Linked DNA regions of Homo sapiens: region 1 is linked to region 2. The links are chromatin contacts, found by Hi-C or POLR2A ChIA-PET in ENCODE. All regions are on one chromosome and are shown on one strand. The core of a region is the stretch at or near the end of the contact, and the rest is flanking DNA. Distances in the headings are between cores, read along the strand shown.

Region 1 (6,046 bases), core at 3,039-5,538, 1.1 Mb after region 2:
TGCTTTTTCCTAACTAAAGCAAATGAGAAAGCCCTGCTGTGAACTGCATCCCCGCCATGCTAGTCCATTTTTCTGCTGCCTTAGATACCAGAGGAGGGATGAAGCCTTCGTGTCACTGAAACTGATGTCACTTGTTGAGTCCGCCAAAGGGCAAATAGGCAAAATACAACTCTATAGGGGAAATATGTTGTGATTGGGGGTGTGCAAACTACACAATCTCCCAAACAGTGTGCTGAGAATTGATTCCAGGTATATCTGGATACTTCAGCCCTTGCAGTAGCTAGGTGGGGCCTGGATTGGGCTGAGCCTAGTGGGCTGTAAAAACATCACTTTTGTGTATTTATGAAAATAAAAAGGATTGAAAGCCTAGCTTTAGGGATGTGGAATTCCTAGCACCAAAGGGCCTAGCATCTTGAGGGTCTAATCCTGCAAAGGTTTAGACTGTTTCACTCATAAGCACCAAATAAAGGGAATTGTCAATGAAATGAAGATAAGAATGAGGAGTTGAGAGGGGGACAGGCTATGCTGAAAAATGTGATGAAAGCTTGTGTATGGATTGGGACTAGGATGGAATGGCTCAGAAGAAACGAGATGGGCATAGGTCTAGCATGAATTGTGGTAAGAACAGGAGGCAATGGGTTAGAGAGGGAGTTAATGGAATTTGCGTGAGCTGGAAATAGGGTGGATGGATAGGGGAGTAAGGCTCCACCCAGAAAAACCCACCTGGCTTCCTCAATGTTTCCTTTCCTCCATCCTTCCCAGTACCCTGATGGATAGCTTTGCACAGATAAATTTTGTTCCCAGCCCATGTCCAAACAATATCACAAAATCAGCCCTAGCCAGTTGTTTCTGTTTACAGCCCTGTCTGTGATTGATCCAGCTCTGGAAAAGCCCATTTATCATGAGGAACCAAAGCTTCATGGCCTACTGTCTATTTTGTTGCTTTATTCCCTAGCACTAAATGGGACTTCAGGACCTCCCACTTGTTCCAGTACCCAATGACATGCCTATATTTCCACACTCAGTTTGCCCTTCCCTTCAGCCCCTCTAGCTCTCAGCCTTCCTGGGACCTTAAATAAGTCACGCAGCTCCTTTCACCAACTCTTTTCTTGTTCTCGTTACTTCTGGGCTCTTCTGCCTTTCTATCTCGTCTCCTTCTCTCAGCAGCTCACTGTCCTTTCCAATTTCAGCTGAAATCAGATTCCTTCTCCCTTGCCTTTGCTTTCCCACCTCCCATGGCCTCTCTTATCATTTATTATTTAACTCAGTCACCATATTATGTATGCACAAGAGCCATTTCTGAACATGGTCGGCATGAAAAAAATAGGACCCAAAGCAGAAGCAAACACCTCTTCCCTATCAGTCTCACAGCTCCATTGTCATCCTGCTCCAGTCCTGAGCAAGGTCCAGCGAAACAGCCAGATCTGGCCAACACACCCTCAAGCCCAATTAACTTCTTAGGTTGGACACAGGGAAAATTTCCAGATGGCTTTTTACAGATATCCTTCAATTTATGTAAGAGATGCCTTCCTGGAAGTGGATGTTTGAATGAAATTCCAAATGGAATATCAGGAGGGTCAGGCACACAGGATGTGTGGTTCAGAGACCCAGGTTCTATTCTTCTTGAGATGGAGTCTCGCTCTGTTGCCCAGGCTGGAGTGCAGTGGTGCAATCTCGGCTCACTGCAACCTCCACCTCCAGGGTTCAAGCAATTCCCTGCCTCAGCCTCCCAAGTAGCTGGGATTACAGGTGCCCACCACCACAACCAGCTAAATTTTGTGGGTTTTTTTTTTTCTTAAGTAGAGACGGAGTTTCACCATCTTGGCCAGGCTGGTCTTGAACTCCTGACCTCATGATCCACCCACCTCGGCCTCCCAAAGTGGTGGGATTACAGACCTGAGCCACCGCGCCCTGGCCTCCAGCTTCTATTCTTTAATAGCCCTCATTAACTTACTTCCAGAACTTGGGCAAGACCTGTAGCTTCTCTAGATCTCAATTTCCCCATTTATAAAACAAGGGAGCCAGACTATATTTCCTCAAGTTTCTTTCAGTGTGAAAATTCAAAAACTCCTATTTTACTTAATGATCCACATGATTCCATTGGAGATCCTTCCTACAGTTAAAATTCAGCTCTCTCCTCATCAATAGGTCATTACGGAGCATGTGCTATGCTGCTGCGCCTCATTAGAAGGGAATGTAGATTAACCTGGTGAAGCCCTCCTTTTATAGATGAAGAGACCAGAGCCCAGAGAGGAGAAGCACCTAATCCTGGGGTCACACAGCCAGTGAGAGGCAGAGTCAGTCTAAAATGTACAAGTCCTGGCCTGAGACTACTCTTTTTTTCCTGTGTGGTGTTTTAAGCATGACTGCAAATATTTTTATCCTCCTTCCATCAAGAGGTAGATCTATGTCCCCTACTTTCTTTTTCTTTTTTTTTTTTTTTTTTTTTGAGACGGAGTCTCGCTCTTGTTGCCCAGGCTGGAGTGCAATGGCACAACCTCAGCTCACCGCAACCTCCACTTCCCAGGTTCAAGCGATTCTCCTGCCTCAGCCTCCCAAGTAGCTGGGATTACAGGCATGTGCCATCACACCCAGTTAACTTTGTATTTTTAGTAGAGATGAGGTTTCTCCATGTTGGTCAGGCTGGTCTCAAACTGGCAACCTCAGGTGATCCGCCCACCTCAGCCTACCAAAGTGCTTAGATTACAGCTGTGAGCCACCACAGCAGACCTTGTCCCCTACTTTTTATTTGAATGGGTCCTTGGCACCTCCCACCAATAGTACATTTGGAATGAATGCTATGTAACTTCCAAGGCAGGGTGCATAGAAGGCCATACAGCTTCAGCCTAGCTCTCAAAGGACATTTATTTTCTCTCAGAGCCTTCATGTAAGAAGTCCAATGGGTTGGGTGCTGTGGCTCACGCCTGTAATCCCAGCACTTTGGGAGGCCGAGGTGGGTGGATCACCTCGGAGGTCCGGAGTTCAAGACCAGCCTGGCCAGCATGGTGAAACCCTGTCTCTACTAAAGATACAAAAAAATTAGCAGGATATGGTGGTGCACACCTGTAATCCTACTTACTCCGGAGCTGAGGTGGAAGGATCTCTTGAATCCCGGAGGCGGAGGTTGCAGTGAACCAAGATTAAAACACTGCACTCCAGCCTTGCTCTGTCTCAAAAAAAAAAAAAAAAGTCTAACAATCCTGAGAACTCCATGCTCTCTCAGCTGAGCCCACCCGTAAGCCAGCCCAGCCCAGCTGCCAGACATATGAGTGAAAAAACTATTGGAAGTGGATCCTCCAGCCCCCAGTGGTTGAAAGCACCCCCATTCCAGTCCTCCCCTGAAAGATCCACCTCTGTGCTTTTTTCTAACTTCTGACCCACAGAATTTGGGATCACAATAAAATAGTGGTTGTTTCATGCCACAAAGCTTTGGAGCAGTTTTTTACATCGTCATAGACAACCTGAAGAACTAGTAAACTCTCATGTTGGCTAATATTCTTGGGCTCCCTTCCCCCAGGTGACCAATGCCAGGAGTGTGTGACTTGCAGCACATGTGCTGAAGGTGGAGAGAGGTAGCCTCTGCCTCCTCACACTGCACATCCCCTCACCTGCCTCCAGTGTGGTCAGTTCACATAGGCTTTCACTCCTCTGCCCAGGCAAAGTTCTCCTCTCTCCTGCCACGGTCCTTTGTTTATATCGTGAGTGCAGGCTTGTCACACGGATAGCAACCAGATTATTTATGTTTGTCTTCACTAGACTACAGGCTCTAAAGGGACACAGCTGTATTCTATGCATTTCCCTGTGCTGAGGCCTAGCACCTAGTGGGCGTGAAATAAATACGTGTGGAATGAAACTGTCAAAGACCATGTGACCAGCTGGCCCTGACCCCCTGCTAACAAGCAGCAGACCCAGAACCCCTTTCTGGTTCTCCTCCAGGCAGGGCACAGTTGTTTCCTATCTGAGCAGGCTCCATTTGCTTCACATCAGCCCAAGAACAGGGAATGGGAAATGCCTTGTGCTGCAGGAGGGAAGACAAAGTAAGCCAGAGAGCACTTGGCCATCTGGGGCTGGGAGCGGAAGAGAATGGAACCATTCTGGAGAGCCAGACATTTGTTTTGTAGTTGTTGCCTTTGTGAATGTACATGTCCTGAAACCCTGGTTAATTTTCTTGTTCAAACATTGGTTTAAAATTGCTGGCTCTAGGAGAGATACTGTCCTTCAGCAGGTTCTGTTATAAACTTTGCAACTCCAAGGTCTGATTCAGCAGCAAGCTGGAAAAGTTCCTGGTTGCTAAGAGACCAGAGAGCAAATTAGCAGCTCACAAAAGACCCAGCTAAGACCAGTAAAAAATAAGACAAACGAAAACAAGGTAGGAAATGGGCCTCCTCAAAATCAAAATAAGGTAAACAAACTGGCTAGGAAAATGTCTGATTGGAAAAGACAATTATAAGTATTCTTCATGCTGAAGTAAAATGCACTATAGGTAGCTAAACTCTATCTTTGTCTTTTTGTCACTTGAAGAAAACAGCAGGGGAGCCCCTTTCTAGTCCTGAAATTCCGGATCTATGAGTCAGAGGGAAAAACAAACTGTCCCAGTTGATAAGGAGGAAAGAAAAAAGTGAAATAGGCTGCCTCTTTTATGAGCTCTCCCTGCCAGGACGGTGAATGGGCTACCTGGGGTGGTGGCCCAGAAACATTCCTGCAAGCAAACAAAAGCCTCCCCCCAGGAAAGGTTTCTGATCACTGCTGGTCCAAGGCTCAGCCGCAACAGAGGGCTCTGACCCCCACAGGACTTGGCCAGACACTTCAAGATCCCATCTGGCAATCAAGCATGAGAATTCAGGTACTTGTAATAAGAAGGGGCAAAGAGAAAAGTACCAAATAGGTCCCAGGTATTAAATATTTATTTTGTTAAAGTGCCTCTATAGCTATGATTTTTAGTAATTTCTTTTCTGGTCAGACAATCTAGTAAAATATTATATTAAAATTATTTTTAATCAAAAACAGAAAAAAGCATGCCAATCACTTACCTCTGATGGAAATTCATTCTCCAAGACACACAGTTTTCCTAAGAACCTACTGCTTAGCTGGACAAAATAGTAGGAAAATGCTCCAAGTGGAAATTACCAGCCTCTTGAGGGAGGAGCTTGAAAATCTTAAGTGATCACAGAAAAGTCACAGTCATCTGGGTTTTGGAGACCAGAGAAGAAATGAAGAAGGGCAAAAAAAAAAAAAAAAAGAAAAAAAGAAAAAGATGGGGTGTGGGGAGGAAGATGGGGAAACATGGAGCTACAAATTGGGAGAAAATTAAGGCAGCCAGTAGGCATATGTCAGGGAGCTATGGCGTGATATGCCTAAGAACTATGTGACTGAATAGCCTCCACTTATCAATATTTGTTGGACAGCAAAAGGATTTCAGAATATGATGGATCCAACAAGCATGAAATAATCTTTAGGGGAAAAAATTACAATTCCCCACATGGCAGCTTCCTTCAGATCTTTTCTGACAATCCTGTTTGTCAGATTTCTAAATCGCATGCAACTGCTATATTTTAGGCAGAGCTGGTATCTTCCTGGAAAAAGACCGTCCCAAATATTCAGTGCCCCTCCCTGCAGGAGAAATAGACACCTCCTTTCTGATATATGCAGCTCTGGCCAAATGACTTGCTTTGGCCCATGAAATGTGAGCAGAAGTCACATGTGTCACTTTGGAGTATAAGTTTTAAGAGCTAGCACGTGGTTCTCTGGCTTTTCTCTTGCTGTCACAATGACCAGAACATGTTCCAGATAGTGCCTTATCCAACAGGCTTGGTCCCCAAGAGAAGAAAGCATGGAACAGAGCTGTGGCTGGATTGCAGTGGACACGTAGCCCAGATGAAAAATAAGTTCTGTTGTGGAGTTACCTGCAATTGCAGCAAAACCTAGCCTATGTGACTAATATACATGGCCCACGGGACTAAAAGGTGGCCAGAGTTGCCCCTCGCCCTCATTCACATTTTCTCACTAGCTGGCCACAGTCTCACCTTGAGAGGAAAGTCATTATGCT
Region 2 (6,249 bases), core at 2,446-4,945:
TGCCTGCCTGCCTTCCTTTCCTTTCCTTTCCTTCCTTCCCTTCCTCCATCTTCCCCTTCCCTTCCTTCTTTCCTTCCTTCCTCACATGTATACTGAATGATTTTATTCTTTATGAGGTGATGATTTTATTCTTGCTGAGGATGTAGGTATGAAGTAGAGGTGCACAGACCATAGGGGGAAATATGCTTGTATTATGGTTCATATTTATACACCAAGTATTGAAATGGTGTTTTGTCCATTTCTCTCTTCCATCCTGGAGCATCGGAGGTAGAGTCGCAAGGCCTGACCACTGTGGACCCTTGCTGTCTTTGGCCCAGGATTTAGGGACTAGGCTTAGAAGGCATAATAACTTCTCAAACCACTTTTCCACCACATTTTGTCTGTCAACACCTCTATGAGACCGAGCAGGGGATGTTGCCTTGCAAGGAAGGCAGAAGGTGCTGCTCCATGTCACTCAGGGGGCTGAGGCTGAGGCTGAGGCTGGGGCTGGGCCTGGGCCTGGGCCTGGGAAGGCCCGGGGAAGCCTTGGATATTGCTCTCAAGGCTCTATGTGCAGGTGGCTGCCAGCAGTCTGGTCTTCCAGTCACAGAGAAAGTAGGGGGTGAGTTGGTGGCAGAGCGCAGGGTGTTCCTGAGGTGGGAATCTGAAACTGTGCCGAGTATCTGTGGGGACTGCCAAAAGGGTTGCTTCTCAGACCTCATCCTGGAATGTGATTCGGGAGATGAGTTGGGGCCCAGGAATCCGCCTGGTAACTAGCAGCTAGGGGCCTTCCCTCTAAGTCCATTTGGGGAATGACCAGCTTAGAAGCCTCAGGGAATTGCTTTATCTCTGGCCCGCCCCAGAGGGACTTCTCCCTCTTGGGGCTGGGCTACCATCTTCCTTGTTTTCTTTACTTAGCCTGGGATCTCAGTCTTGAGGGTTTCCCTGGGTGCCAATGAGTGGGTCCTGGCAATGGCTGGCTGTTGTGGCCTGGCTCCCCACTGAGCTGGAGAGGTTGCCCTAGCTCACTTTCTGCCCAGCCCTGATCTGTGGATGACTGAGGACACATGCAGCCGCTCCTAGGGCTCTGGCCAGATGATTGCTTATTTAATTTAAATGTGGGTGCCCACAGCATCGGATTCTCTACTCCTAATTCCAGGAGGCATTTTTAACCCCATGCCCATGTCAGGCTGGCAGCTAAGGCTGCTGGAGCTGAAAGGAACTCTTTGAGCACTGGCTCCTGGGAGCCAATTCTCCACGAGTGGGGTTGAGGACAGAGGAGTGTGTGGCAAGCATACCAGGCTTGGTGATCGCAGGCCACCTCCTCATTTGAGAGTCTTTCTGCAGGACAGGACTCTGGCCCAGCCTACTCAGGCTCCAGGGCCCTGAGGTGAGGCTGGGATGGGGCCAGTCAGGAAAGAAGGTTATGGATTTTGTACAAACTGGGTCTGGGGCCTCCCAGCTTGGTGAGTTGAGAAGAGTTAAGACTGAAAGACCCCCTGTCCTGTCCCCCTCACCTCTCTGAGCCCACACAGTCCAATCACCTGCCTCCCCTCACTCAGTGGGCCGTCTAGTCTCTGGGACTGAAATCCCAGCAGCAGGACTGGAGAGATCCCGGAGGCCGTATTAACCTTGTTGCCTCTTCTCTCAGTTGGTTGTGGGGCAGGGGAGGTCCTGGGAGTCATGGTCTTCTCTGTGCCCCATGCGAGTTTTGAGTCAGTAGCTTCCACTCCATCGGCGTCAGGGAGAACAGAGGTGCGTGCTGTGCCTCTTCAGTTCCCCTTGCACATCAAAGGACAGATGAGGGGCAGTGAGCAAATTCAAGGGCACTTGCTTTTCTCTGCCTCAGTAAACACAACTTTCTGGAGCTTCCAGATCGAGTTCATTTGTGACTCCTCCTCTATTTAGAAAGGTGAACTCATCCCAGGATGGAGGAATGTCCTCCACCCTCTCTGCAGGTTTTCAGCAGAGGAAAAGGAAGAACAGGCAGCAAAGCCTGGGGTGGGAGAACTCAGGGGTTTGGTCTGCCCTAACTGGGGAGTGGTGGTCGCACTAGGCAGATGGGAGGAGCTGCCTGATCTCCGCTTCGTTTGGCTTCTCCGTGAGTGCATGTCTGCTAGAAGCAGCTCCTGTCTAGTGCCACTTATGGGTGCCTGTCTACAACCATGGGTCTCACTGGGATGAAGTGGACAGTGTAGATGCTGAGGGATCCCTGTGTCTGTCATGCTATTTCTGGGTCCCCAAATGTCTTGGCTAATGTTGTGCATGTTTAATTCTCTGTTGGCTGTGGCTGCTGCCTAGGAGCTGATAACTAATCCTTCTCAGCAGGTGAGTTACTCTCGGGGCTCTGACCACTCCAACTTTTAACTGCTGTCCCGGGCTGCTGCTCTGTACTGGGCCTGACAGAGAGGACTTGTCCATTCCACTTTCTACCTTATTCCCCATTCATACAGGGTGGTATGGGAGAGGGCCCCCAAAGAGAAAGAAGAAATGTAGCAGAGGGAGGTAATCAAATAGACCCCTGGCAGCAGTGGAGGTCAATGTCTCCTGGAATGAGGAGAAGGCTTCTAGGTCTACTGTCTTACCCACCAGGCCAAAGGAGAGCCTTTCCTGTAAGGACACACAGGGTAGGCACGACACAATTCACAAAGATAACCATGCAAGGCGGCCCCTGAAGTTGTGCAAGAGGGACCTCCCAGAGGAAGAACAGCACACTAGACAGCCTCCTGTCTACCTCGCCAGGGGCCCAAGAGAAGGAGTGGGGCGGGATCAATGATTTCTCCAGAATCTGCCTGCTGGGACTCAGAGGAGAGAGTTCTGCTTCAGTTTCCATACCTCTGAACTTGTGGATGCTCTCTACCCTGGGCATCTTGGGCTGTGCCTGAAGTCCCTAGGAGTCAGCAACTGTTCCCTAGGGGGGTTTGCAACCAGGTTCTCAGCATAAGCCTGAGGAGGGCCTCTGGGTTGGGCAGTGGGAATGGGAGTTGATTCTGTTGGAGTCATGGGAGGTTATGTCACATTGCCCAAAGCCACAGAGATCAGTCATACCCTGACCCACTGGCACAGCCCCTTCCCTCATTGCCCAGAGTGGATAATTTCTAAAAAAAATCTCTAAAAAAATAAAAAAAATAGGAAGGGGGGCTTCTCGGTGTCCTTCCCCAACCCATTGGAGCCTATGGAAAAGTCCCAGATACCGTCTCTTAAAGTTAGCTATTATCCACCCTCCTCTCTCTCCTGTCTTTTTCTTCCCCCTTCCCCTCACACCAGGAGCATTCCTGGATTGGTAGGAGGTGGCTCTTGCGGGGCGGGTAAGAGGAGGATTAGGGAACCCACACCTCAACTGTCCACTTGACTTGTTGGTTGCAGAAAGAGCTGGGCTCCACTGAAGACATCTACCTGGCTTCCCGCAAGGTCAAAGAGCTGTCGGTCATTGATGGCCGGAGGGCCCAAAACTGCATCATCCTTCTTTCCAAGTATGTGCAAAAGAAGGTGGTTGAGTTGGATGCCTGGGGGACAAAGGGGGTGGAGGAACGGAGTGGTGGCAGTCTCGGGCCTCTCCCTCTCTGCTGTCCCCTGGGAGGGGCAGGCATTGATCTGGAACTGTCTCTCGGGAACCTGCCTTGAGCAGCAGTTTGGGGCTCTGCAGGCAGGAAACTGCCCAGTCACGAGGCCCTTGCCCAGCCTGGTCAGCGTCTGGCAGCTGAGTTGCTCTAAGCCCACGGAGGGCCTCGCTTGGCTCAGGCCATGGAGCAGCATGATCTCAGCCCCTAAGCATTTCCCGCGGCTGCAGAACAAACAGGGCAGTATCTGCGCTAACAGCACAGCTTCTGTACGGGGGGGCCTCCTGCCTGAGCAGGGTCAGAGGGCACCACCTCCCATACTATTCTTAGTGCTGCCCCAGCCGCCTCTGAGACATCCTCCTCCCTTTCTTCTCACAAGCCCCCAGGCCTCAGTTTCCCCCACTTGATGGTGGAAAGAGTTCTGAATCCCCAGGGTTCCTAATGGGGGTGCATGTGGAGGGGATAGGGAAGGGCTATGGGGGTGTGTGGCTTCTCCCTCTCCCAGACAGCAAGACTGATTGGGACAGCTGTGTGGGAGCTGAGGCGCTGTCAGAAGACTGAGAGCGATTCTGTGTTCTGAGAATGAAGGCAGCAGGAAATTGCCCTCTTAGTGGCTTGCCGATAATCCTGTCCTCCCGTGGAGATGCTGTGCATTTTTTAAGCATGAGGAGGAGGAGAAGGATCAGGAACCCTTTGCCCTGTCCCTTTGGTCTACATTGAAGACATCTCTTTTACTCCCAAATGCCCCTATCAGCTCTGATGGATTATCAAGAGAACAGAGACCCTCACGTCTCTATTTTGACACTAAAATGCTCATTATCAAGTTTGTGGACTGAATCATACTAGTCTAATCTAAGAAGGCTTTGTAGAGGAGGTGAGGGGGGAATACTATTAAATATATTCCCAAGTCCTGTTAGGGAATGAGGGAAGGCGGAGGTGGTACCTTTTGGAGAAGAAGGTTTGAGGGCTGTCCTGGATTGAGGTGGGGTTTTGCCTTAGGTTGAAGCTTTCTAACGAGGAGATCCGGCAGGCCATCTTGAAGATGGATGAGCAGGAGGACCTTGCTAAGGACATGCTGGAGCAGGTGAGGACCCTCGTGGGAAGGAAGGGGAACTGAACCCAGCGGGCAGCCACGCCCCTTCCCAACAGCCCCCAGGAGGCTGCGATTCTTGGGTCAAGGAGAAATCAGGCTGGAAGAGTTAGGGAGAAGGTTTATAGAAGCCTCCCTGGGCCAGCCTTTCTTGGGGAAAGCTGGAAAAGGCTAAGTGTTCTCCAGGAGTCATTCTCCCATCTGACTCCAAGGCAAAGTCAGATGAGGAAAAGTGACATCTTCCCCAAATCTCTTCCCTCTCAGTTTTTTGGATCCTTTGGGAAACCTAGAAAACACACAAAGAAACATCATCAATTGGACTTCATTACAGTTAAGAACTTCTGTTCATCAAGGGCATGGTTACTGAGTGAAAAGAAGACAAACCTTAGAAGAAGATATTTGCTATACATACATATAACAAAGATCATATTCAGAACAAAGAACTCTACAAATCAATGAGAAAATGATGAAATCAACTTAAAAATGAGCAGAAGACTTGAAGGGGTGCTTCATGAAAGAGGATTTCCAAATAGACAATAAGAATATGAAAAGGTGTTCAATATGATTAGTTATCAGAGAAATACAGTCAACCACAATAAGGGGGCACCACACACCCACTAGAGTAGCTAAAATTAAAAAGACTGACAATGCCATGTGCTGACGAGGATGTGAAGCAATTGGAATTCTCATTTGGCACAATTATTTTGGAAAACTACTTGGAAGTACACTCTACAGCTAAACATATACCCGCCCTATTGCCTAGTAATCCCACTCTTAGGTATAACTCCAGGGAAATGAGTACAAATACTGACTAAAATAAATACACAAGAATAAAGTTGACCCTTAATAATGTGGGGGCTGGAGGCATTGACCCTCCATGCAGTCAAAAATCCACATATAACTTTTGACTTCCCAACAACTTAGCCGCTAATTGCCTACTGTTGACCAGAAGCCTTACTGATAAGATAAACAACCAATTAACACATATTTTTATGTTACATGTATTATATGCTGTATTTTTATAACACAGTAAGCTAAAGAAAAGAAAACGTTATTAAGAAAATTATTAGAAGGAAGTCCGGGCACAGTGGCTCATGCCTGTAATCCCAGCACTTTGGGAGGCTGAGGTGGACAAATTACTTGAGGTCAGGAGTTCAAGCCCAGCCTGGCCAGTATGGTGAGACCCCATCTTTACTAAAAATACAAAAATTAGCCAGGTGTGATGGTGCATGCCTGTAGTCCCAGCTACTTGGGAGGCTGAGGCAGGAGAATCACTTGAACCCAGGAGGCGGAGGTTGCAGTGAGGTGAGATGGTGCCATTGCACTCCAGCCTGGGCAACAGAGTGAGACTCCATCAAAAAAAAAGAAAAAAAATCATTAAAAGACACTGTTCATTGAGTGGAGGTGGATCATCATAAAGGTCTTCATCCTCATTGTCTTCACGCTGAGGAGGAGGAAGAGGAATGGTTGGTCTTGCTGTCTCAGGGATGGCAGAGGCAGAAGAAAATCCACATACAAGTGGTCCTGCACAGTTCAACCCTGTGTTACTCAGGGGCCAACTCTATTTATAGCAACTTTATTTATAAATTCCCCGAACTGTGAACAACCCAACTGTCCATC

The links. Hi-C counts contacts between places; a loop is a spot of excess contacts on that map. ChIA-PET counts read pairs that join two places held with the same protein, here RNA polymerase II (POLR2A).
Region 1: a map of endothelial cell of umbilical vein shows a loop between it and region 2 (2.9-fold over the local background). The contact joins two enhancer-like sites. A Hi-C loop is called at or near these places in 1 of 168 maps with a recorded cell type or tissue (endothelial cell of umbilical vein). POLR2A ChIA-PET finds 5 or more read pairs at or near these places in 1 of 52 experiments (HepG2).

What each region holds. Positions count from the first base shown.
Region 1 is chr6:40,993,108-40,999,153 of GRCh38, forward strand. All of the region lies in intron 1 of LOC101929555 (a long non-coding RNA gene), which reads right to left. Among named protein-coding and RNA genes, the nearest start is that of UNC5CL, 43 kb to the right of the region's middle. RefSeq lists enhancers at 3,865-4,538, 4,539-5,211. Within about 2 kb of position 4,289, at least 15 of the 41 ENCODE cell types and tissues checked have a DNase peak (open chromatin) inside an H3K27ac peak, as active enhancers do; they include endothelial cell of umbilical vein, where a contact is called at or near this core.
Region 2 is chr6:39,884,141-39,890,389 of GRCh38, forward strand. DAAM2 (dishevelled associated activator of morphogenesis 2) reads left to right here. Exons shown (of 25, transcript NM_001201427.2): 16 at 3,346-3,452; 17 at 4,539-4,623. It overlaps DAAM2-AS1 (DAAM2 antisense RNA 1), which reads right to left. Exons shown (of 4, transcript NR_125831.1): 4 at 4,650-4,915. Among named protein-coding and RNA genes, the nearest start is that of DAAM2-AS1, 10 kb to the right of the region's middle. RefSeq lists an enhancer at 3,509-4,708. Within about 2 kb of position 3,696, at least 22 of the 41 ENCODE cell types and tissues checked have a DNase peak (open chromatin) inside an H3K27ac peak, as active enhancers do; they include endothelial cell of umbilical vein, where a contact is called at or near this core.